3 separate regions of the Homo sapiens genome follow, and regions 2 and 3 are each linked to region 1. Evidence: chromatin loops called from intact Hi-C (ENCODE). Cell type or tissue: PC-3. All regions are shown on one strand. Links, peaks and the distances in the headings refer to the core of each region. The heading gives the core; the rest is flanking DNA.

What was found. Hi-C counts contacts between places; a loop is a spot of excess contacts. Peaks named below come from ENCODE experiments on the same cell type or tissue, not always from the same donor. Only the 100,000 strongest peaks of a DNase experiment are listed, where the experiment ranks them.
Region 2: it touches region 1 in a loop (15-fold over the local background); 11 of 110 quality-filtered maps call a loop at or near these places.
Region 3: a loop joins it to region 1, with 13 times the contacts of the local background. A loop is called at or near these places in 9 of 110 quality-filtered maps.

The regions. Positions count from the first base shown.
Region 1 is chr21:30,337,383-30,345,905 of GRCh38, forward strand. KRTAP27-1 (keratin associated protein 27-1) reads right to left here and starts at 312. Exons shown (of 1, transcript NM_001077711.1): 1 at 1-312. The coding sequence starts at 286. In PC-3, for the core only: CTCF peaks have their summits at 3,786 (motif pointing right), 3,989 and 7,776; a DNase peak (open chromatin) is centred at 3,649; H3K27ac peaks cover 3,970 bases; H3K27me3 peaks cover 993 bases.
Region 2 is chr21:30,728,579-30,737,101 of GRCh38, forward strand. No RefSeq gene overlaps it. Among named protein-coding and RNA genes, the nearest start is that of KRTAP21-3, 14 kb to the left of the region's middle. In PC-3, for the core only: a CTCF peak has its summit at 4,664 (motif pointing left); a DNase peak (open chromatin) is centred at 4,643; H3K27me3 peaks cover 301 bases.
Region 3 is chr21:30,404,994-30,413,516 of GRCh38, forward strand. All of the region lies in intron 3 of LOC105372772 (a long non-coding RNA gene), which reads right to left. Among named protein-coding and RNA genes, the nearest start is that of KRTAP13-1, 13 kb to the left of the region's middle. In PC-3, for the core only: a CTCF peak has its summit at 4,098 (motif pointing left); a DNase peak (open chromatin) is centred at 4,018; H3K4me3 peaks cover 432 bases; H3K27me3 peaks cover 935 bases.

The DNA.
Region 1 (8,523 bases), core at 185-8,184:
CGCAGGGCCTGGAATTGGAGTAAGTAGTTTGGACAACTCCGGGGAAGCAGTTACTTTGCACACAGCTATCGTCTGTGAATAAGTCCTGTTCACAATTGGTCATTTGGCAGCTGGTGGTTTCATTGCAGGTTTCTTGAAAGTTGTCCAGGAAACAGGTTCTGCTATGGAAGCTGCTGGGCAAACACAATCTGTCTTCAAAGGTTATAGGATTAGTGCCATGTGTGATGGCAGAGAGTGGTGGGGCATTGTGGAAGCTCCTGAGTGAATGGCAGTGGCTATGAGGCATATTGCTAAAAATCCTTAAAGATGGTCATAAGGACTCAACATGCTGAGTTTGAAAATTAAATTCTTTGGTGCGGCGATTATATACTCAGAAACCTGGGTGTTGGCTTCTCAAGACTTCTTTGCAACTCATTGCTTAAACTAATTTGAAGGATAACATCTCATTACCACTTTGGTTATATATGCAGATGATGTCTTATTAACAAAGATGTAAGTCCATTTTGAATCTTCAAAATGGCTTTTATGTTAGCTCCAAAGATGACTCATTCAAGGTGGGGTTGGTCAAATAAGAGTCTAAACCTGTCCAACCAAGCTAACATTTTTTTTTTTTTTTGCCACCATGACTCTGCACATTGGTAAGTGGACAATGAGAAATGCATGAGGCAGTGGCCAACTGAATACTGATTAACATTTAGCACTGGTTTTGAGAGCTGCCAATGTAGCAGAATGTGGTAATTTGATGTTCAAGACATTTAAAGTTAGAATTGGATCCAGGTTGAGCCCAATCTCATTCCACTCAGATATTGTTCTCTCCAGTGGACCAGAATGTGAGAGGACTTTGTGATCACATTCCTTCTCAGTGTTCATGCAAAGTACTGAGTGTGGCCATTGCCCAATAAATACTTGTCTTTTGCCTAACATTTCGTTTCCCTAATCTCCTTGAAAGCCAAGTTTAAATGCGTCCTTTTCCTGAAGTCTTCCCCAATCTTCCCATTTAGGAGTTATTTCTTCCTTTTCTGAATTACTAATGGATTTAATTCCTTTTTTCTATACTTGACAAAGTGGTGTGTTTACTTGTGTTTGTGCTTCTCAAAGGTTGATTATTTTCCTTTATAATGAACCTTCTTCAGATATTTTTCATCTTTATTCTGTGCTTTTTTTATTGACTGCAGACAGATGATCAGTTCCTATGTTTATCGCATTAGGACACCGTTCTTAGCATAGTTTCATACTCATGGCACAGAGCCAACCAGCACAATTTCTATAACATATTCTATAATATATTTGGCTCAGCTAATGACAATAAAATAGAAGTATAGTCTTAGTGCACTAACTAGACTCCCTTTCTAAGGTCTGAAGAAGCCCAAGAACATTCAGCAATTCTCAGTAATTCTTATGCAAACACTTCCTTGAAAGACTGAGGATATTATAAATTTAAAAGGGCACATCTGAATACTTTCAGCTTTATAGGCTGCACACTCATCTTGTATACAATACCTTTGTAACACACGCAAGTCATTTATAATTTTGAATAACCACACTTGTATGTTTAAAGATCTCAGTGTGCCCTCCACATGAACCCTACAGCCACCCATTTAATTCTTACGCATATATGTATTTATTATTGCACGGAGGCTTCGTTATTGCACAGAGGCTTCATTATAGCTTGTGACTTTCTTGCTTAAAGATACCAAATGGCTTCTCATTGTCCTTACAATAAGATCTTTTTCCTTTAGACTTCCCTACAACATCTTATAAGACCTGGCCATGGCCTTTCTTTCTTTCTTTCTTTCTTTTTCTTTTTCTTTTCTTTTTTTTTTTTTTTTTTTTTTTGACAGAATTTCACTCTTGTCGCCCAGGCTGGAGTGCAATGGCATGGTCTCAGGTCACTGCAACCTCCGCCTCCCGAGTTCAAGCAATTCTCCTGCCTCAGCCTCCTGATTAGCTGGGATTACATGCGCCCACCACCACGTCCAGCTAATTTTTGTATTTTTAATAGAGATGGGGGTTTCATCATGTTGGCCAGGCTGGTCTCGAACTCCTGACTTCAGGTGATCTTCCTGTCTTGGCCTCCCAAAGTGCTGGGATTAGAGGCGTGAGCAACCATGCCCGGCCCTATTTTTCTAAATCTAACTCTTGTCATGTCACTCTGCCCAACATGATTCATCCTCACAGGCCTCATGCAGCTCCTTGGCACACTAAACCTCTCCTTGCCTCCAAACTTTGCATACGCAGCTGCCTGTCTGTTTCACCCCTCCACTGCCTTCTCCCATTCTATCCATAGTTCTCATCTTTTGTGTCTTAGCTTAAGAGTTACTTCTTAGAATGTCTCTCTATCATCCTATATGAGAAAATTCCATTATCAGGGTCTCATATTTTTTCATTTTTAAAACTCATCTTAACTTATGATGATTTTATTTATTTCTCTTTTGTGCTTTTGCCACTAATTGTGAATTCCATGAAGAGGAGAAGCATGTGTATCTTCCTCACTTCCATAACCCCAACACTGAGCATGGTGTCTCATTGCCATATCATCAGATTCCCATAAATGTATCTTCAAAAATTCATACATAGAAGGTGCTAAGTAAAAATTTAATTATAACTAAACATCTGAAGAAATATAGTTTTGAAATTTTGACATTTCCAAGATTTCTAAGAATTGGCAAGAGTATTGAGCTCAAAGAAAAACAAATTTAAAAACTATGCCTATCTTTCAGCTACCCCTTTGTTTAATAAGAACAAAATCATTAAGAAAGCTACTTATTACCATGGCACAAACTTATTCAATTATTTCAAAATCATGTTTATTTGTAGGTTTTTTTTTTCTTTTTTTTTTTAGACGGAGTCTTGCTTTGTCACTCAGGCTGGAGTACAGTGGTGTGATCTTGGCTCACTGCAACCTCTGTCTCCTAGGTTCAAGCCATTCTCCTGCCTCAGCCTCCCAAGTAGCTAGGATTACAGGTGTGTACCACCACACCTGGCTAATTTTTGTATTTTTAGTAGAGACGGGATTTCACCATGTTGGCCAGGCTCATCTCGAACTCCTGACCTCAGGTGATCCCCCCCGCCATGGACTCCAAAAGTGCTGGGATTACAGGCGTGAGCCACTGTGCCTGGCCATGTAGGTATGTTTTTACCATGAAAATGGGAGCCAGTTCTCAATACCAACACAGAGTCCTCTTGCCAAATTGTATAGGTATAGGCAGGACATCATATAGGCTGGAATTTACAGAACTGTCTCCAGCCAGCAGCCTTCTTATTAATTTCACAATGTGCAGCCAATTACTGAGTACTTGGGCAGTCCCTTCAAATTTCATATGGTGATGTTAAGTCTGTCATTTGTGAATAAGGTCACTCCATGAGTTATTTTCTCTTTGGAATGAGGCATTTGCACATTTTATTTAAGTGAGAGCCAAATTAATAAGTGTTTCAGTATATAATTTTGATTCAGTGAGTAAACACAGATTTTGGTTGTTGCTGGATTTATAGAGGAAGTTACCTGGTTTATTACTATGGAATGACGTAGGCTAGGACAACTGGTCACCTTGGAATTGTTTACATGCAGCCTACTAAAAACTAAGTATTAGCTTTGTAAGCATTTGAAAAATTATGACTATGTAGTTTATCTGCTGGTATTCTTGAGAAATAGATAGAACTGGTTACCTAATTGCATACAGTAACTGGATACTCTTGCTACTAAAGGGGTGAACAATTCCCTGGTCTCTCCTGGACTTGAAATCATTCTCCTGGAATGACTGCAGCTGCAGTGGCACCTCCTAACCACCAGAGGGTGGAATATCAACATTTGGTATGAGGATGCAATTAAATATAAGAATTCTAGAGTGAGAATGCCAGGATTCTAAGCCAATATTTACAATCTCAAACTGTAACTTTGAACAGGTTCCATAAGTTTTCTATGTCATGGCTGTTTCATTAAAATAAATGAGATATTGTATATGGTACCAGATTGCCTGCCACATATTGAATGATAAATAATAACAATTATTACTGATCAGGTTAGGAATCTTCATGCAGACTAAGACGCTTCTCATTATAACATCAATCTAGGATTGATATAAAATTATAAGCAAAAACAAGCACAGTTTTTTTATGTTTATGATTATGTTGTTGATTTATAATTATGTGTTAATTTTCACATTCCATTCCTTTAAAGGTTGGATTATACTTATTCCCATTAATGATGGAACTTGTCTCCATCTCTCAAGAGCTCAGCATTTGGTAGTTGTAACATTGAATAATTTATATGTCTTTTATATTTGATCATATGGCTATACTAAACTTCTTAATCACTTGTTTAGAAACATTGAAGTGAAATGAAATAAAATAACCATTTTTTTTTTTTTTTAGAGGCAGGGTCTTACTCTGTAGCCCAGGTTGGAGTGCAGTGGCGTGATCACAATTTGCAACCTCAAACTCCTGGATTCAAGCAATCCTCCTACCTTGGTTTTCTGAATAGCTAGGACTACAGGCTCACACCACAACACTTGACTATTTTAAATTATTTTGTAGAGACAGGGGTTTCACTGTGCTGCCCAGGCTGGTTTTGAACCCCTGGCCTCAAGTGATCCTCCTGCCTCGCCCTCTCAAATTGCTGGGATTACAGGCATGAGCCACCATGCTTGGGCCTAGTCACTCTCTTCATCCCAGTGGTCCCACAATTTATTTACCTCATCCTTGTCTTAGTTTTATCTCATCAACCAAACTTATACCAAATGACATAAGTTAATTTTAATCCATTCCTCTTCTCCATTCACCAAATGCCGTAAGTTAATTTTAATCCATTCCTCATCTCCATTCAAGAAGTTTCATACAGAACCATTGCATAACAATGGAGGAATACTAGAAAAAGCATGAAGAGATGTGGCTTTCAGCCTTGGATCCATCAACTCACTGCATAAATTTGGACAAGTCACTCTACCTCTCTGGATATCTTTCAAGATAATGAGTTTAGATGAGAAGCTCTCTAAGGTCCTGTCACATCCTATAATTTTCGGTCAGAATCTTAATAACGTAGAATTAACATTACATGACATCTCGTCAAATCTGTCTATTGAATGAAATCTTCACTTACATTTAAGACCATCTGATCTTTATTAAGATTACATATAAAATTTTAACAGGACAGACCAAAGACTGAAGTCAGTACATTATTAGTTCCCACAGATGCTAGTCAATATCCACAACTGTAAAATTAGTAATCTTATGGTATTTAATCTTATAGTATTAATCTTATATTAATTCTTCTTATAGTATTAATCTTATAGTATTTGACAGCAACTCTTGAGAATAAATAAAAGTATATCTCTGCAGTCAAGTACACGTTAGTCTATCCCAAAAGAGGCTTTTTTGAGGGAAATGAATAACTTTTGTTAAACATAACATTCTATGAAATAAGTCAAGTACCATATAACCCTTCTCAGACACTGTAATGCATATAGAAAAAAAAATTTAAGTTGTAGAATACTTCAAAATTCTTATGTGGAACACAGAAATAGTATTTTGCCAGCTTTCTCTGTTTCTAATGAGAAATAGATATTTTATTATATGATAAAATAAATCACATGTGACATCATTTGTTCTCTGAGACTATCTCTAAATAATTTTGCTTCTTTGGCTAGTTCTTGGTCATTTACAATTCAATTATACGACACATTAATTCAAATAGCCAAACAAAAAACAAAAGAAGTAAAACATAAAAGTTGGAGGATTACACAGTGTCTATGCGGCTCTTAATAATAAGTAATTGGAGAAAAGAATGAACCATGGTGTTTTGACCATCTGAGCATTATAGTCCACATTTTCCGACTCTTTGTTCCATTATATCTTGGATATGAAAGCATTATAGTTTACTGTAGTAATTATACACTTGTTTTTTGCTTCTTTTCCCAGATGTAGTTGTTCTTGCCTTCCTCTGAGGTTATCTTTGAGTGAAGTTATTTTTCTATTTCTGGGTGATCCAGAAATGTGAATTGGTTTTTGATTTGTCTCACTTCTGTAGGCGCTGGAGTTGTGACAGTGTGTCATTGAGATATTGAGATTGTGCTAAATCAATTGTGATGATGATGATCAGAGGATTGTGACAACTAGCTTATCTAAAAAGAGTTCCACTAGCAAAAATGAATGCGAGTTTGATGTGTCATTGACATATCCTGGGACTGTCACCTGGCTCAATTCCACTTATTTATTTAATATTTATTTATCTTTTATTGAGTACAGGCATACCACATTTTATTGTGCTTTTCTTTGTTGCACTGTGCAGATATTGCATGTTTTACAAATTAAAGATTTGTGGCAACACTGAGTCAAGCAAGGCTATCGGCATCATTTTTCCAATAGTGTGTGCTCATTTCATGTCTCTGCCACATTTTGATAACTCTTGCGGTATTTCAGATTTTTTCATTATTATTTTATCTGTTATGGTGATCTGTGATCAGTGATGTTTAATGTTATTATTGTTAATTGTTTCGGGGCACCACGAACCACATCCACATAATGAAATGGGAAAAGTTCTTTTATTCTCCCTTGCAAGGCATGCAATGGGGTTGTGGCTCGCTTCTTTGGTGAGCCCCTGCTCAGACCTCTGGGGGAACAGGCAGATGGGCAGGCTGTGGGTCTCCCACCCTACAGCAGTGTCTAGGGTTGAATGTTTACACCTGTAGCCCCAGTGGGCATGAGTTACAGGGTGTTCTTTCAGTTTAGCCGTCCATAGGCAGCTTGTGTTAGCTCAATTACACCCTCTGCCTTATCACAAAGACAGGGGGCTTTCTGTATCCCAGAGTTTCTTGCCTTGGTATACCAGAAGAATCAGGGCACACATGGGCTTGGAGAATGAGTTGAGTGCAAGTTTTATTGGGTGGAAGTAGCTCTCAGCATATGGGGGAGCCAGAAGGGAGATGGAGTGGGAAGGTGGTTTTACCCTGGAGTTGGGCCCGTTCAGTGGCTGGGCTCTCCTCTAACTGCCCCGGCCAAACTTCGCATCATTCCGCTGGTTGACGGTCTGCAGGTCTGCCAGTGTCTGTCAGTGTGCTCTTACACAAGTGCATTCCTCTTGACGTCCAGCCACTTGTGTCTTCTGCCAGTCTGTTCCTCTTGACGTCCAGCTGCTTGTGTGCATGCCCACTAGGGTCTCGGGTTTTTCATAGGTACAGGATGGGGGCGTGGCAGGACAAGTGGTCTTGGGTAATGCAACATTTCGGCACAAAATAAGAAATGGCTGTCCTCACCTAGGTCCGTGGGCACAGGCCCAGGGGGTGGAGCCATAGCCAGGGACCCACCTTTCTCTACCCAGAACTTCCCTGCCCCCTCCCATATCAATAAGACAACAAACTTAATAAATCAAATGTTGTGTGTGTTACAACCGTTCCATCGAATGGTACACCCCTGTCTCTCTCCCTTTCTTCAGGCTTCCCTCTTCCCTGAGACACAACAATATTGCAATTAGTCCAATCAATAACCCTAAAATGGCCTCTGTGTGTTCAAGTGAGAGGAAGAGTCACATACCCTTATTTTAAATCAAAAGCTAAAAATGATTAAGCTTAGTGAGGAAGCCAATGTTGAAAGCTGAGATAGACTGAAAGCTAGGCCTCTTGCACCAAATAGCTAACTTGTGAATGCAAAGGAAAAGTCCTTAAAGGAAATTAAAAGTGCTAACCTATACTAACGAAAAAAATGATACTCTATATGAACACACAAATGATAAGAAAGCAAAACAAGCTCCTTGCTGATATGGAGAAAGTTTTAGCAGCCTGGATAGAAGATCAAACCAGCCACAACATTCCCTTAAGCCAAAACCTAATCCAGGGGGAGGCGCTAACTCTCTTCAATTGTATGAATACTGAGAGAGGTAAGGAAGCTTTAGAAGAAAAGTCAGAAGCTAGCAGAGGCTGATTCATGAGGTTTAAGGAAGGAAGCCATCTCTATAACATAAAAGTGCAAGGTAAAGCAGTAAGTGCTGATGGAGAAACTGCTGCAAGTTATCCAGAAGATCTAGCCAAGATCATTGAAGAAGGTGGCTACACAAAACAGCAGAATTTCAATGTAGATAAAAGAGCATTCTGTTGGAAGATAACATCATCTAGGACTTTCATAGTTAGAGAGAAGTCAATGCCTGGCTCCAAAGTTTCAAAGGACAGGCTGACTCTTTTTTATGGGCTAATGCAGCTGGTGACAAGTTGAAGCCAATGCTCATTTACCATTCTGAAAATCACAAGGCCCTTAAGTATTATTGTAAATCTATTCCACTTGTGCTCTGTAAAAGGAACAACAAAGCCTGGATGACAGCACATCTGTTTACAGCATGGTTTACTGAATATTTGAAGCCCATGGTTGAGACCTACTACTAAAGAAAGATTCCTTTCAAAATATTAGTGCTCGTTGACTATGCACCTAGTCACCCAAGAGCTTTGAAAGGGGCTGGAGGGAAGGCAGAAATGGGCTGCAAATGGGCTTTGCAATTATATTAAGGGGTCTTCATTGGGAAGGAGGATTGTTGAAGGTTTT
Region 2 (8,523 bases), core at 105-8,104, 390 kb after region 1:
AATAGATACAGAAAAAGCCTTGGATAAAATTCAACACACTTCATGCTAAAAGCACTCAATAAACTAGGTATTGATGGAATGTATCTCAAAATAATAAGAGCTCTTTATGACAAACCAGCAGCCGATATCATACTGAATGGGCAAAAGCTGGAAGCATTCCCTTTGAAAACTGGCAAAAGACAAGAATGCCCTCTCTCACCACTCCTATTCAACATAGTGTTGGAAGTTCTGCCCGGGGCAATCAGGCAAGAGAAAAAAATAAAGAGTATCCAAATAGGAAGAGAAGAAGTCAAATTGTGTCTGTCTGGAGATGACGTGATTGTACATTTGGAAAACTGCATCGTCTCAGCCCAAAAACTCTTTAAAGTGATAAGGAACTTCAGCAAAGTCTCAGGATACAAAAATCAATGTGCAAAAATCACAAGCATTTCTATACACCAATAATAGACAGAGAGCCAAATCATAGTAAACTCCCATTCACAATTGCTACAAAGAGAATAAAATACCTAGGAATACAACTTAAAAGGGATGTGAAGGACCTCTTCAAACAGAACTACAAACCACTGCTCAAGGAAATCAGAGAGGACACAAACAAACGGAAAAACCTTCCAGGCTCATGGATAGGAAGAATCAGTATCGTGAAAATGGCCATACTGCCCAAAGTAATTTATAGATTCAATGCTACCCCCATCAAGCTACCATTGACTTTCTTCACAGAATTAGAAAAAACTACTTTAAATTTCATATGGAACCAAAAAAGAGAGTATATAGCCAGGACAATCCTCAGCAAAAAGAACAAAGATGGAGGCATCACACTACGTGACTTCAAAGTACACCACAAGGCTACAGTAAACAACACAGCATGGTACTGGTACCAAAACAGATACATAGACCAATGGAACAGAACAGAGGCCTCAGAAATGATGCCACACGTTTACAACCATCTGATCTTTGACAAACCTGACAAAAACAAGCAACGGGGAAAGGATTCCCTATTTAATTAATGGTGTTAGGAAAACAGGCTAGCCATATGCAGAAAACTGAAACTGGACCCCTTCCTTACACCTTACACAAAAATTAACTCAAGACGGATTAAAGACTTAAACATAAGACCTAAAACCATAAAAACCCTAGAAAAAAATCTAGGCCATACCATTCAGGACACAGGCATGGGCAAAGACTTCATGACTAAAACATCAAAAGCAATGGCGACAAAAGCCAAAATTGACAAATGGGATCTAATTAAATTAAAGAACTTCTGCATAGCAAAAGAAACTGTCATCAGAGTTAACAGGCATCCTACAGAATGGGAGAAAGTTTTTTCAATCTACCCATCTGACAAAGAGCTAATATCCAGAATATACAAGGAGCTTAAACAAATTTACAAGAAAAAAAAAACATCAAAAAGTGGGTGAAGGATATAAAAAGACACTTTTCAAAAGAAGACATTTATGCTGCCAACAAACATATGAAAAATAGCTCATCATCACTGGTCATTAGAGAAATGCAAATCAAAACCACAGTGAGATACCACCTCATGCCAGTTAGAACGGCAATCATTAAAAAATCAGGAAACAACAGATGCTGGAGAGAATGTGGGGAAATAGGAACGCTTTTACACCGTTGGTGGGAGTGTAAATTAGTTCAACCATTGTGGAAGATAGTGTGGCAATTCCTCAAGGATCTAGAACTAGAAATACCATTTGATCCAGCAATCCCATTACTGGGTATATACCCAAAGGATTATAAATCATTCTACTATAAAGACACATGCGCAAGTATGTGTATTACAGCACTATTCACAATAGCAAAGACTTGAAACCAACTCAAATGCCCATCAATGATAGACTGGATAAAGAAAATGTGTCACATATACACCATGGAATACTATGCAGCCATAAAAAAGAATGAGTTCATGTCCTTTGCAGGAACATGGATGAAGCTGGAAACCATCATTCTCAGCAAACTAACACAGGACAGAAAAACACACCACATGTTCTGACTCACAAGTGGGAGCTGAACAATGAGAACACATGGACGCAGGGAGGGGAACGTCACATACCAGGGCCTGTCGGGGCTTGGGGACTAGGGGAGGAATAGCATTAGGAGAAATACCTATTGTACATGATAGGTTGATGGGTGCAGCTAACAACCATGGCACATGTATACCTATGCAACAAACATTCACGTTCTGCACATGTATCCCAGAAATTAAAGTATAAAAAAAATTAGTTTTAACTAACATCCAAAATGGATTAACAGTTCATCAATTAAAAAAGTCTTTGCAACATGAATGAATACTTTTCATCTTCTTTAAACTAATCATGTGAATTCACAATATGCACTCTCCCAGCAGTTTTAGAATGAGCACTACTTAGTGAAGGGTCTTTTGAAATATAATTGTAACTATATGTAAAATACAACTGTTTTCTATAACATTTTACCTTTTTGCCTATATAATCAAAATGAAAGTATTATTTATGTGCTCAGTTTCACAAGTTTGGAAGCTTTCCTACCTTTTCCTGTGATCTATAGATTACTCAAACTCTTCAGAATTGTCTCTTCCTTGAAGTCTTTGAAGCTATCTGGATAGCTTTTAGGGGTAGGTGTAGAACAATTTCCTCAAGAATTTCATAGATACTAAACTACATATATTTCCTATCTATTTTAGCAACATTCAGCAATTTAGGTCTTCCTGGAGAAAATACATTTTTCTAGATTTTAACATTTTTAACATAAATCAATAGAAAGTATTACCCAATAGCTTTGACTTCTGTGTCAGCTGGCTTTGTCTTCTTATTTATCCCTAATTTGTGTGCTTGCCTGTTTTTTTCCTTCTTTGAAAAACCACTTAGATATTTATCACCAAGGTACAAAAAGCTCTTGGATTTATTATACTTTATACTGCTTTTCAGTTTTCTATTCATTAATTTTAGCTAAAATTATTTTCTCCTGCTTTTTTTGTCTATTTTTTCTTTATATAAATTTTCAAATTCAGTAGCTTTTTGTTCCATTTTTACATTTATATAATAAGAATGTAATAAAGGCGCTTAATTCTATAACTTTCCTGTAAATACAGCTTTGGCAATATACCAGAGGTTTTTATATGCAGTCTCCTTGCTTATTAAATTTTAATTTATTTTCTTCTTTGACTACAAAATTGTTTATTCTCACATTTTTTAACACTATTTTTCTTCTGTTATTTATTTCTAGCTTTCTAATATTGTTCCCAGTGTCTATAACCTACACTAATTCTATCTTTTGGAATATATTGATGTTCAATTAAAAAAAAAAACCTTACAAGTGCTTAAAAGAAGGTGATTTTCTGTAGTGCATGGAGTTTATTACATAGTTTTGAAATCTTTTTAATTTCCCATTCATTTATCTGTGTTCAATGTAATCTTTTAAGGACTAAAGGAGGCAATTAGTTTCACACTAGTACTGATTTTCTGCCAATATCTCTAGATACAACATTTACTTTGGTTTTGACTTTATAGATTTCAATACTATGTCACTTGTTGAGTTACATTTCAGTAAAATATAAGCCTCCTTTGTAATTGTTTAAACATGTTACATTTATTTAAAGTTTCATATTAAATTTGCAAACATTTTTATATTTGTTCCATTTGATAACTAATCTTCACATTTAATTTTTAACTTCTGATTTATTTTTACATGTGAGTCTCATAGAAATTATGTAATAGTATTTGTAGTTTGCTTTTGTATTTACTCAATTTATGTATTTATTTGAAAAGCTAAATTTGTCATGTATATTTGTATCTTACTTCTGTCTCTTAATATAACATTTTGTTTTACATCCTTCCTTTTTGTGTCCTTTATTTTCTCTATTTTGTTTTATAGTCTGGGTTTCTTCTATTTCCGACATCCCCAAATTACCTTTATTTTTATTGTTATATTCACTGAACATTTTCCTAGTTTTCTAATTATTTTTACTCTTAGCACTTAATTTATTTCTTTAGGTTTTAGACATATGTTAATTATCTATACTAAACTGTATGTTTAAATGGTTTTAATACTTAACATTACCCCTTGGAACCAAAACTCTCCTATTTATCAATTATTTGTTCCTATTCAACCTTCAGTTGAGTAGTGTATATCTTCAAGTAGTTTTGGGGTTTTTTTAATTGTTTTACCTTGCTTTGTTTTTCCATTTTCCAAGTTACATTAGTAATCCTTCCTGGAGGTTTGCATATTTGAAAATAATTTAATGTTATCTCAATCTATGAACAATATTGGGGTAAGGTTAAAATTCTTGATGTAGCAACTCTTTTCCTCAAGATATTGTAGTTGATATTCTATTTCCTTCTGATTTCCTAGCTATGGAAGAAAAGGACAGAATTGTTACTGTTCTCTTTAGATGGCTCTCCCTAGTCCCATGTAGGTTTCGGTTTATTCATGAAGTTCAATAATCCTGGTAAGTTATGTTTTGTTGTTTCTGCTTTTCATTTATCTTGATGAACATTGACAACTCTTGTTATCAGTAGATTTAATTTTTTCAATTTAATAAAATTTTCACCTACTGTACCATTTAATGTTTTTGTTTCTTTTTTTTTTCAATTGTTTTCATTGAAGATACCTGTTATGCTTGTTTTGGAGTGCCGTCATCTTCTGGACAACATCTAATTGGATGCTACCACCTTCTGGTCACTTTGTTCACCATGACTATTTGTTGGATTCAATATTATATTTTTCATGTCTATCCTCTATCACTGATACATTTTTATTCATATTATTTTCTTTCTTTCTTCACTTTAAAATCTTTTCTGATATTATTTCTTCCCTCACTTTATTTTCTAATTCTACCAATACCTTTTCTTATCTCAATATAGTGACTTATTTAATTTGGTATTGAGTTGATCTTCTTAATTTTTTTTTGGTATTAAGCAATACATTCTAAATTTTTCTTCTGGTTCCTAGTGTAAATCATTTTCAGAAATATTGTTCTGTGTATGTTTTTAGTAATATATTAATCTTCTTTGTTGTTGCAAAACATTTACAACAGTCCCATGCTGTGGTGTGTTTTTTATTCTTTTTGGGAAAGTTCATTCAAGGTTACTATCTTTCATTAAGTCTTTTTTGTTAATCTGGGAAATACCCGAATCCATTCCATCTCCATATCTGGATTAAAACCTGCAATTTCACCACCATCTTATTCTGAATTTTTTCCTTTTCCTTTCCTTCGGTGCTTTGAAATAGCTCCAACTATGCCAAAGATATTTTAAAAATAAATGACTTACTTCACAAAAATACAGATATCTATATATTTGTGGAAAAGGCTGATTGGCTTAGGTAAAATTGTTACTAATTATGCAATTTGTACTAAATGGAATTTAAAAATCAATGGTAAAACCCAGGAAACTTGTAAAAGACCTTAGATTTAGAAATATTTGCTTGAGGCAATTCGCTAGGCTTCTGAGGGCGAATATTTCAAATCATGTTATTGCTACTGCAGTCTCTCTTCATCACCATACTAAAGGTGTCTATAAGCCATTATTTCTTATCACAAAAGCTGCCAATATAAAAATCAAAGCACAACAAATAGCAAAACACACTGTGTCTCCTGCTGTAAAACCTGCTGTGGATGCAGATGTGTGTCCACTTTGAAGTGTCAAGAACTAACCAGAAATTTTGAAATGTTTGTGAATAGATGCTTAATTTTACCTAAAACCAAATAAGCAATACTGTAGTTGATTCGCTTATAAAAGGTAACCTATTATTGGCTTACAACCAATAAATGATTATGTTATAAAAGGTAATCATTCATTGGATTACAACCAATAAATGTTCTAAGATATACAAAAAGCAGACTTCCTATCACAAAGGAAACTTTATTAGAAATCTCATTCTAAGCTCCTATTCTTAGAATATTATGATCACAACAATGCAGAATCAACAAATACAAGTGGTTTTTTTTCTGAGTGTCTGAGTTTTTATGTCTTCCAAAAATAAGGTATAAATTCTAAAAACTGAAATCTTTTCATTGATTTGCAAGTACTTAACAATAAAATGTTTGAAAGTGACTCTCAAACTTGTATGGAGAGGAAGAGTATTTACATGCAAGGACAAAGAAGGAAACTATATATAAGAAGATGAAGTCAAATATACAGAATGTGTTGGAATTCACAATCTGGGATAAAAATAACTGGCACCTTAGGTCACTAGATAGTCTATAGCCAGAGCAACTAGAACTGTATGGACGTCAAGAGAAGACTCCTACCCCACAGACTCAACAGGAGCCAGAGGCATCACTTTCACCAGCACTGCACAAGCACGCTGGTTGGTTTCCACACCTCTCTGCCAGCAACAACCGTAAAAACTGTTACCTGTCTGATGATAAATAAAATTAAAATAGTATGGATTTTTTTATTTTGAATTTTCCTAACTACGAGTGGATTTGAATATCTTAATATGTTTGGACTATTGTACTTCTCTTACATAGAATGTCTACTTATAATCATCTGCCTATTTTTCTATTGAGTTATATAACTTTCTATATATTAAGACATTAATATTCCTGTATTATCCCCATTCGTCTCTGGGTTTCTGTTCATGATAGAGGTCTCCATTGTGTGTGTGTATATGGACGTGTGTGTGTATAATGTGTGTGCATTTGTGACTGTGTTGTGTGTGGATGTGTATGTGTACTCCCTTGGTTTTTCTTTTTTGCAGAGGGCTTTTTTAATTTTCATTTTGCTTTGTTTGTTTTTTCACTTCACTTTTTATACTTAAACTGTTAATATTTCTGCAATACTTTTTACAGATAGTTTAACTGAAGATCCACTTTTATTGTTTTCTAGATGGACGGTCAGTTGTATTGGCACTATTTCTCAAATAATTTTTTTTCACCATGTTGTACTATGAAGTTTACCTTATGTTATATTCTCAAAAGTACTCAGATGTGTTTCTAAATTCTTGTTTATATTCCTTTTTATTTTTCTATTCTTAAACCAAAACAATATTCTCATTTCTCATGAGAGAAAATTTTCCCTTGAGTCCTGATAATGTATTTTATGCACATTTTGAATAATTTTATTGAATAAAGAATCCAGTAGATGTCTTAATTTACGTATCAATTTAGAAGATTTAAATTTTATGATAGATCTTTCCGGTCAAGATTACATCTGCATTTCCATTTCTTCAGCTTTTTATTTTCTTTCATAAGATATTCTATTATAGTATTGTGCAAATTGAATAAGTCTTTGAAACTTTCTTTCTAGCTTTTCCTGAGCATTGTATAGTTATAGCACATTATCAGAATCATCTCCATTTCTAAATGTAGGTAAGCAGAAAATCTTTTTAAACTTATTTTTCTGGTGTTCATACATCTTACAAATTTTCTGATTAATTTTGCTATATTTGTTTTACTTTAATAGCTTGAGTTTTCTTTGCACACAAAGATATAATCAAAAAGATCATTTCTTTTTTCCAATGTTTTTGCCTATTATTTTATTTTCTTCTCTCTTTGCACTTGATAATGATGTTGGCAGCTGCTAACCCTGTCTGCTTCTTAATAATAACTAAAATTGCTTTATTATTTGGCTGAAGTAGATAAAAACATGCTGCTTTTGCTATTTGGTTAAAATCCTTTATTATATTTAAACAATTTTCTTCTATTGTATTTTATTTCAAATATTTCAAGGTAAGAATTATTTAACTCTATCAAAGACTTTTTCTCACCTAAATATGCAATCTGAGCCAATATTTGAAGCTTACATGTCACTTACAATCTTCAGAATTTTGAAAAAGGATGGCACATATCAATTTTCAGAAAACAGCTATTGTTGTTATGAAGATTTTCACTTTAATCAAGGATATCTGTGTTTTGTTTGCCACATAATATTAATCTTAGAAAAATGTGTGCATTTCTGCAGTAGAAATCTACTCATCTCAAAACATGTCCTCAATGACAAATTTTCATGATAAATTTGTAATAGTGTTGCAATGTCTAATTGCATTGATTTACATCCCAGTCGCATTTTATATCTCTTGATCTTACAGTAAATTTAACATTCTGATTACTGGTACTGCTTCTCCTGTCTTCAGAATATCCCAAGTAGTAATTTTCAGACTTATTTTCAAATCCTTGCTTGTCAGCATTTGCCACAATTAGAATATTGCAAATATTTAAGGAATACTGTTTTGTTTTTTGTTTTTTTCTATTTTGGAGCCCTTCTTTCATTTTAGTTACAATTATTTCCCAATGAAAATTCATTTCCCTTGCCTCATGCCAAGATTGCAAAAATTAGTTTTCCTAAATTGGTTGTTCTACTTTCAGGATTTAATGTCTTTATAGAAAATTTTAATTCAAAACTAAACTTAAATATGTTATGATTTTTCATAGCATTTTTCATTACTATAAAACTTTTTAGGTTCTTTTTAGTCCCATTAAGTATGGTTACTTCCCCTACGAAATATAGTGACTGAAGTGCTATCCCAGCTTCTCACTATGGATCCCAGGCAACTTTCTATAGCTTGTCTGTAATCAAGTTTCTGATAGCCACT
Region 3 (8,523 bases), core at 105-8,104, 68 kb after region 1:
GCTGGAGTGCAGTGATTTGATCACAGTTCCTTGCAGCCTTGAATTCTGGGCTCAGGTGATCCTCCTACCTCAGCCTCCTGGGTAAATGGGACAATAGGCACATGCCACCATGCCTGGTGATATGGTTTGGCTGTGTCCCCACCCAAATCTCATCTTGAATTGTAGCTCCCATAATTCCTACATGTTGTGGGACGGGCCCAGTAGGAGATAATCGAATCATGGGGGCAGTTTCCCCCCTACTGTTCTCGTGGTAGTAAATGAGTCTCATGAGATCTGACGGTTTTATAAGGGGAAACCCCTTTCACTTGGTTCTCATTCTCTTCTGTCTGCCGCCATGTAAGATGTGCCTTTTGCCTTCCACCATGATTGTGAGGCCTCCCCAGCCACATGGAACTGTGAGTCCATTAAACCTCTTTTTCTTTATAAATTACCCAGTCTTGGGTATGTCTTTGTCAGCAGTATGAAAATGTATTAATACAACTGGCAAATTTTCTGTTTATTTATTTTTATTATTTATTTTTATTTTTTATTTTTATTTTTTTGTAGAGACAGGGTTTTGCCATGTTGCCCAGACTGGTCTCAAACTCCTGGGCTAAAATGATCCACCTGCCTTGCCCTCCTAAAGTGCTGGGATTACAGGCGCGAGCCAAGAGGCAGTTTCCAGGTCATGCAGCAAGCAGAGGATGGAACCCTGCTTCCTAAGTTTCATTTTAATGCAGTTTCAATTGTGTCCTGTGGTCTCATTTTCCCTCCCTTCATCGGCCCTCTTTCTTATTCTTCTCCTCCCCATTATCACCACCATCCTCATCACCACTAGATTGCTTGGGTAATAATCATGGTTAGTAGACTTTTACTGGGAAATCCAAAGGGATTGAAATAATGAGTGAAAATATGGAAGGTTCTATTCAGTTTTCTGTGACAGAAATTGGAATGACAATGTTCGATGCTCCCTGGTGAACTTGATCTAATTTTGTTTATAACTTTCATAATTTAAAAAATGTTATAATTCAAGTTAGCTCTATATATAGAATTCTCATCTGTGAGTTTCTGCCATCTTAGAGATCTAGAACACAGACACAAATAGCATTAACATTAAAGAATACTTTCTGGCTAAGCCAAAGCCATCTTGGATTAATGGAAATGATATGCCTATTTTAGATATAAAAGTGGTTCTCTGGCCTCTGGAAATACTCTAGTTAGAAAAGCAAACTACCTTTTAAAGACTAATATGATAGTTTCAATAATAATTACACAACTATATAGTGAAGCATGCTTACACAACTGGTAGTTATAATGTTGGAGACAATAAATTTGCAATATCAAAACTGGTACTAAAGTTAAATAGATTAATATCTAATTTCAGGATGAAATAACGATAAATTTATCATCATATTATAAACTCTATCATTATAAACTTTATCATTCTATCTCAAGAAACTATCCCAATGCCATATTAAAGTTTCTCTAAAAATGGCCAGCCGAAATCCCTGACTCTTTTGCAACATTTTGAATTTACCAGGATTAAGGTAGATTTCTCCCTATATTCCAGCAACTCAGCAACAGTGATTCCAGATCTCCACTTCCCTACGAAGGCAGTCCTGCTCTCTACCAGATTTCTATTAGATCTCTCATGGGCTTTGCCTCTACCAGTGGTGTGGGTTTCCACTGCTGCCTTCCCTGTTTGATCTGTTACATTCATTAGCTCTGTGAGTCTTGAATCTGGGGGTTCAGGTCTTAAGTTCCTGCTGCCCTAGCAACTGTATTTCCAGAAATTACCATCCATCTAGCTACTGGCCAGCATGTGGTTCTGACTTCCAGGAATTACTGTATTCAGTTTCCCAGGAAGCTCATCATGAATCATTTATATGCAATTGATTTTACCAATTTTTATTTATTCTTGTCACTTTAGTGATTACAGATAACAACTTTGTTCCTCCCAACCTTAACTTCTGTATTTTTCATTAGTCATGCCTCAGTAGCATTTTGTCACTTTTCAAAATAAGATTCATCTGGCTCTGTTCTTAGGGAATGCATGATGAAAAAATATTTTATTATATTTTTCAAGGAAAATGCATCCATTCATAGGCTACCATATAATGAGAAAATTTTAAAACAATTTTTTAAAATACAGTTCGTTTCTCTGAACTTACCATTTAGCAGGTTTAATCGATGTTAACCAAATAATTATTTAATTATAGTTGCTATTAAAGCTGTGAATAAGCAGCCTCAACATATAAGAACACTTAACGAAGAGATGTCACCTATTTAGAAGTCAGCAAAGGTTCCCAAAGAAAGTATCCTATCAGCTGAGTCTAGAGAGTGAGTAAAAATAGCTTGATTGGGGTGAGAAACTGGAATAAGCATATCCAATTAGAAGGTGCTTTGCACTAATTTGAATGAAAAGGATAAAAACCTATGATTAGTGATATCCAGTCATCAGACTATCTGTATGTACTCATTCTACATTGCAAGTTCTGTCTCACATTTCTACATAAACCCTCTTTTACTGTACACCAACTAAATTTCACTTCTTCCCTAAATACAAAATATGCATTTTTTTCTCTCTGCTTTGGTCATTTTACTTTACCTTCTCATATTTCCCTTAGCTATTCTCATAGTTCTTGTGATTTTGATATTCAAGATAGCTCCAACTTTTAGATATATGTTTAAAAGTTCTTCTGAAATTGGAGCTAAACTGAATTAGAATGAAATTTAAAGAGTGAGGTAGTCAGGATACGATGGTATATTGAATGTCGTGATCTTGAACAGGAGAAATTCAATTAATAAACTGCTGTATGTAAAGACCCCACTTTCCGAGCTGAGAGAGTTTGAAAATGGAGTTCTCAGGCTCGCTGGGGATGGCAGAGGAGGCGTGTTGTTGCAGATGCCTTCTAAGTTAGCTCAATTAATAATATCAATCATCTTTTACATGTCTCCCTGGTCAGATATCACTTGATACTGTAAACAATAGGCACTTAAAACAAAAAAGATACATATTTATTGTTATAAACAGAAACGAATGTAGCACACTACACACTCATACATACACGTGCAAATCAACTATACTGCACATTCCCAAAACATTTCTAGTCAACATTGAACTATTGGTCTTATAACGAAAAAGCAAAAAATAAAAATAAAAATAACAGGAAATAAGTGGTAAAACATTCTAGTCACAGGTGCGACTGCTCGCATCGAAAATCCTAAGTAATCTATAAAATTACTATAGAAATATTGATTTTATTTGTCTATACAAATGAAAAGCATATGAAAAATTAAGTTTAAAATTAAGTTAAAATATATTGTAATAATATCAAAACATATCATTTGTGGAATAGATCTTGAATCGTATCATGGATCTATGAATTTAGGGATAATTTTTATTATCTCAAATTCACAGATCCAAAACATTCCAAACAAAAGTGCCAAAATTGCCAAAAATTGAAAAATTGACTGAAATTTATAAAGTTTAACAGAGGAAGAATAGGCAACACCATCTTTAAAAGGAGAAATAAAATAGGAAGATGTATATCAAAATATTATGGTACTGGAATTAAATATAGATAATTAAATTAGTGGAACAAAATAGAGTTATGCAACAGATCCACATGTGTGCTACCTATTTTTTACAAAGATGTGAAGTCAATTCGAATGTAAAAACATGTCTTTTCAACAGATGGTATTAGAGTCACTGATATGTGTAAATATCCAGGCATCTGGAGCACCCTCTCTCCTGGATTAAGAGTTTAGGGCACCCTTTCTACCTTTGCAGAGATCTTGGGACTGAGGAGCTTTCACACCTCCATACCTGACCCGCCTCTGAGTGTTTGGTGTCTGCCGACAGAACTCTCCCTCAAGGCTGATGCTTGTGCCTGTCATCAGGGGACCTGTCGGCAGAACTGCCAAGTCTGGCCCTGCCCATCTTGGCCGCTGCTCCCATGGAGCTGAGCAGGGAACTCAAACCACTGCGCACTCCACAAATCAGCCCATTGGCTGAGGGAACAGAGAGCTTCTCCCAGTAAACAAGGATCAAGTTACGTACGTAGCCACGTCGGCTGCAGCTGGCTGTTTCCCATCAGCGCCATCTACTGACTTGCAAGTCAAACCACACAGTCCAGTATAAAACATGCCAACAGAGTGCGTAGGGCTATAGAAGCAAAGCCAAAAACCCTACCCAGCATTCTCTGCAGTCGCACCCCCTAAGGAAGTAGGAAGGGGAAAGGGAGAGAAAAACAGAGAAAGAAAGAAAAAGAAAAAATACTACCCCACAAAAATAATTACAATAATTAGAAGTACCAGTGCTTCCAGACGAGAAGAAACCAGAACAGGAATTCTGGCACCATGAAAAATCTGTAGTGACACCACGAAAGGATTACACTAGCTCTGCAGCAATGGTCCTTAGCCAAAATGGAAACTCAGAATTGATAGATAAAGAATTCAAAGCATGGATGGCAAGGAAGCTCAATGAGATCCAAGACAAGGTTGAAAATCAACAGAAAGAAACTTCTAAAGCGATCCAGGAAATGAAGAAAGAGTTAACATCTGAAGAAATAATTCAGAGCTTCTTGAAATGAGAAACTCACTTAGGGAATTTCAAAGTACACTTGAAAGCTTTATCAATAGACTGGGCCAAACAGAAAGAATAATTTTAGAGCTTGAATATTGAACTCTCCTAGGTAGACAAAAATTTAAAAAAATGATTTTTTAAAAAAACTGAAGTCTTTGAGAAATATGAGATTTTGTAAAGTGACAAGTCCTACAAATTATTAGTATTCCTGAGAGAGGAGAAAAAGTAAACAACCTGAAAAACATATTTGAGGGAATAAATTAATGAAATTCCCCTAATGTTGATTGAGAGATAGATATTGAGATATAAGAAATCCAGAGAACACCTGTGATTTGCAATACAAAACGAATGTCACCAAGGCATACAGTCACCAGACTGTCCAAGGTCAATGCTAAAAAAATTTTTTAAAGGCAACTAGAGAAAAAAGTCAGATTATGTACAAAGGGAACTCCATCAGGCTAACAGTGGACTTTTCAGCAGAACCTTACAAGCCAGAAGAGATTAGGGGCCTATTTTAAGCATTCTTAAAGACAAGGAATTCCAATCAAGGATTTTCTATTTAGCCAAACTAAGCTTCATAAGCAAAGGAGGAATGAAATCTCTTCCAGACAAGCAAACACTAAGGGACTTTATTACCGCTAGAACAGCCTTACAAGAGAGCTTAAAGGAGTTAAAAACCTGCTGCCGCAAACACATATTTAAGTACATAGCTTACAGACCCTATAATACAACCACAGAATAGAATATCAACAAAGCAGCCAGCTAACAACTTCGTGATAAGATAGAAACTTCACATATCAAAATTAACCTTGAATGTAAATGGCCTAATGTGTCAATTGAATGGCACAAAGTGGTAAATTGAATTTAAAAAAGAATATTCATTTGCTGTGTTTAAGAGACCCCTCACACACACTATGACACCCATAGGCTCAAAGTTAAGGGATGGACAAAGATCTATCTCACAAAAGGAAAACAGGAAAAAGAGCAGGAGTTGCTATTGTTATATTGGATAAAACAGACTTTAAATCAACAACAGTAAAAGAATAAAAAAGAGCATTACATAATGATGAAGGATTTAATTTAAAAAGAAAACTTAACTATCTTAAAGATATATGCACTCGGCCGGGAATGGTGGCTCACGGCTATAATCCCAGCACTTTGGGAGGCCAAGGCAGGTCAGAGTGAGACTCGGTCTCAAAAAAAAAAAAAAAAAAGATATATGCACTCAACATTGGAGCACCCAGATTCATAAAACAAGTACTTCCAGGTCTGCAGAAAGACATACAGCCACACAATGTTAGTGGGGAGACTTCAATACCCCACTGACAGCAGTAGACAGATAATCAAGGCAGAAAACCGATGAAGAAATTCTAGACTTGAACTCGGCACTTGACTCTAATAAATATCTACAGAATAGTCTACCCATCTACCACAGAATATACATTCTTCTCCTCTGCACACAGAACATGCTCCAAGATTGACCACATGCTCAGGCATAAAATAAGTCTCGATAAATTTAAAAAAAAAACAAACCTCATTTCATCATACTCTCAGATCACAGTGCAATAAAAATGGAAATTAATATGAAAAATTTCCCTCAAAACCACACAATTGCATTGCAATTAAGCAGCCTGAATGACTTAGCGGTTAAAAAATGAAATCAAGGCAGGATTTAAAAATTCTTTGAAATGAATGAAAACTGAGACACAACACACCAAAATCTTTTGGATGCAGCAAAAGTGGTGTTAACAGGAGAGTTTGTAGAACAAAATGCCTACCTCAGAAAGTTAGAAAGATCTCAAAGATTTGGTATCACACCCAGAGAAACTAGAAAAACAATAACGAGCTAATCACAAATCTAGCAGAAGAAAAGAAACAAGCAAAATCAAAGCACACATGGAAAAAAATTGAGACCTGAATATTTATAGAGAATCAATTAAACAAAAAGTTTGTTCTTGGAAAGGATAAACAAGATGATTCTAACTAGTGACCTATTGATCCCTAGTTAGAGTAACAAAAAATAGAAGAGATAAGATTCAAATAAACATGATCAGAAATGAAAAAGGTGACATTACAACGAATCTCACAGAGACATAAAAGATCCTCAGAGACTATTATGAATACCTCTATTGAATCAGGAAGAAATTGAAACCCTGGAGAGACTAATATTGAGTTCTGAAATTAAATAAGTAATTAAAAAAACTACCAACCAAAAAAAAAAAAAAAAGCCCAGTACCAGATGGATTTACAGTTGAATTCTACCAGATGTACAATCAGGAGCTGGTACGAATTCTATTGAAACTATTCCCAAAAATTGAGGAGGAGGGACTCCTCCCTAACTCATTCTATGACTCCAGCATCACTCTGATACAACACATGGCAAAAACAAAATTAGAAAAGACAATTACAGGCTAATATTCCTAATAAAATAAACACAATAAAAACTTAACAAATAATTAGCAAACAGAATCCAATAGCATATCAAAAAGTTAATTTATAGTGATCAAATAGGCTTCATTCCTGGAATGTAATGTTGTGTCAAGATGTGTAAATCAATAAATGTGATTTACCACATAAACTAAATTACAAACAAAAACCAAGTAATTATTTCAACAGACAGAAAGAGCTTTCAATAAAATCCAATATTCCCTTACGTTAAAAAACCCTCAAAAAAAACTAGGCATCAAGGGAACATACCTCAAAATGATAAGAGCCATCTATGACAGACCCACAGGCAACATCACACTGAATGAGAAAAATCTGGAAGCATTCTCCTTGAGAACTGGAATAAGACAAGGATGTCCACTCTCTCACTACTCCTATTCAACATAGTACTGGAAGTCCTAGCTAATGCAGTCAGGAGAAGGAAAGAAATAAAACGAATTCAAATAGGAAAATAAGTTAAACTGTATCTCTTTGTGGATAATATGATTCCATACCTAGACAACCATAAAAACTCTGCCAAAAAGCTCCTGGATTTCATAAATGACTTAAATCAAGTTTCACAACACAAAATCAATGTAAAAAATTAGTAGCATTTCTATATATAACTATTATTTAAGCTAAGAGCCAAATCAAGAATAAAATAATATTTACAATAGTCACGTCAACAATCAAATACCTGGGAATACATCTAACCAAAGAGGTGAAAGGTCTCTAGAAGGCAAACTGCAAACCACTGCTGAAAGAAATCATAGATTATACAAACAAATGAGAAAATTTTCATGCTCATGGATTTGAAGAATCAATACCGTTAAAATGTCTATACTGCCTAGAGCAATCTACAGATTCAATGGTATTCCTATCGAACTACAAATTTAATTCTTCACAGAATTTTTAAAAAGTATTCTAAAATTCATATGGAAAAAAAAGGATCTCAAATAGCCAAGGCAATTCTATGCAAAAAGAACAAAGCCAGAGGCATCACATTACCTGACTTCAAACTGTCCTATAAGGCTACAGCAACCCAAACAGGATGGTACTGATATAAAAACAGATACATAGACCAATGACACAGAATAAAGAACCTAGAAATAAAACTACACACCTACAGCCAGCTGATTTTCAACAACTTCAGCAAAAATAAGCAATACAGAAAACACTCCCTATTCAATAAATGATGCTGGGATAGCTAGTTAGCAATCTGCAGAAAAATAAACCTGGACCCCTATTTTTTACTATATACAAAAATTAACTTAAAATGAATTAAACATTTAAATATAAGACCTCAAACTATGAGAAATCTGAAAGAAAACCTAGGAAACACCATTCTGGACATCAGCTTGGGAAAGAATTTATGACTAAGTCCTCAAAAACAATTGCAACAAAACCAGACATTGATGTGGGACCTAATTAAACTAAAGAGCTTCTGCACAGCAAAAGAAGCAATCAACAGAGTAAACTGACAACCTATGGAATAAAAAAAAATTCCACAAACTATGCATCTAACAAAGATG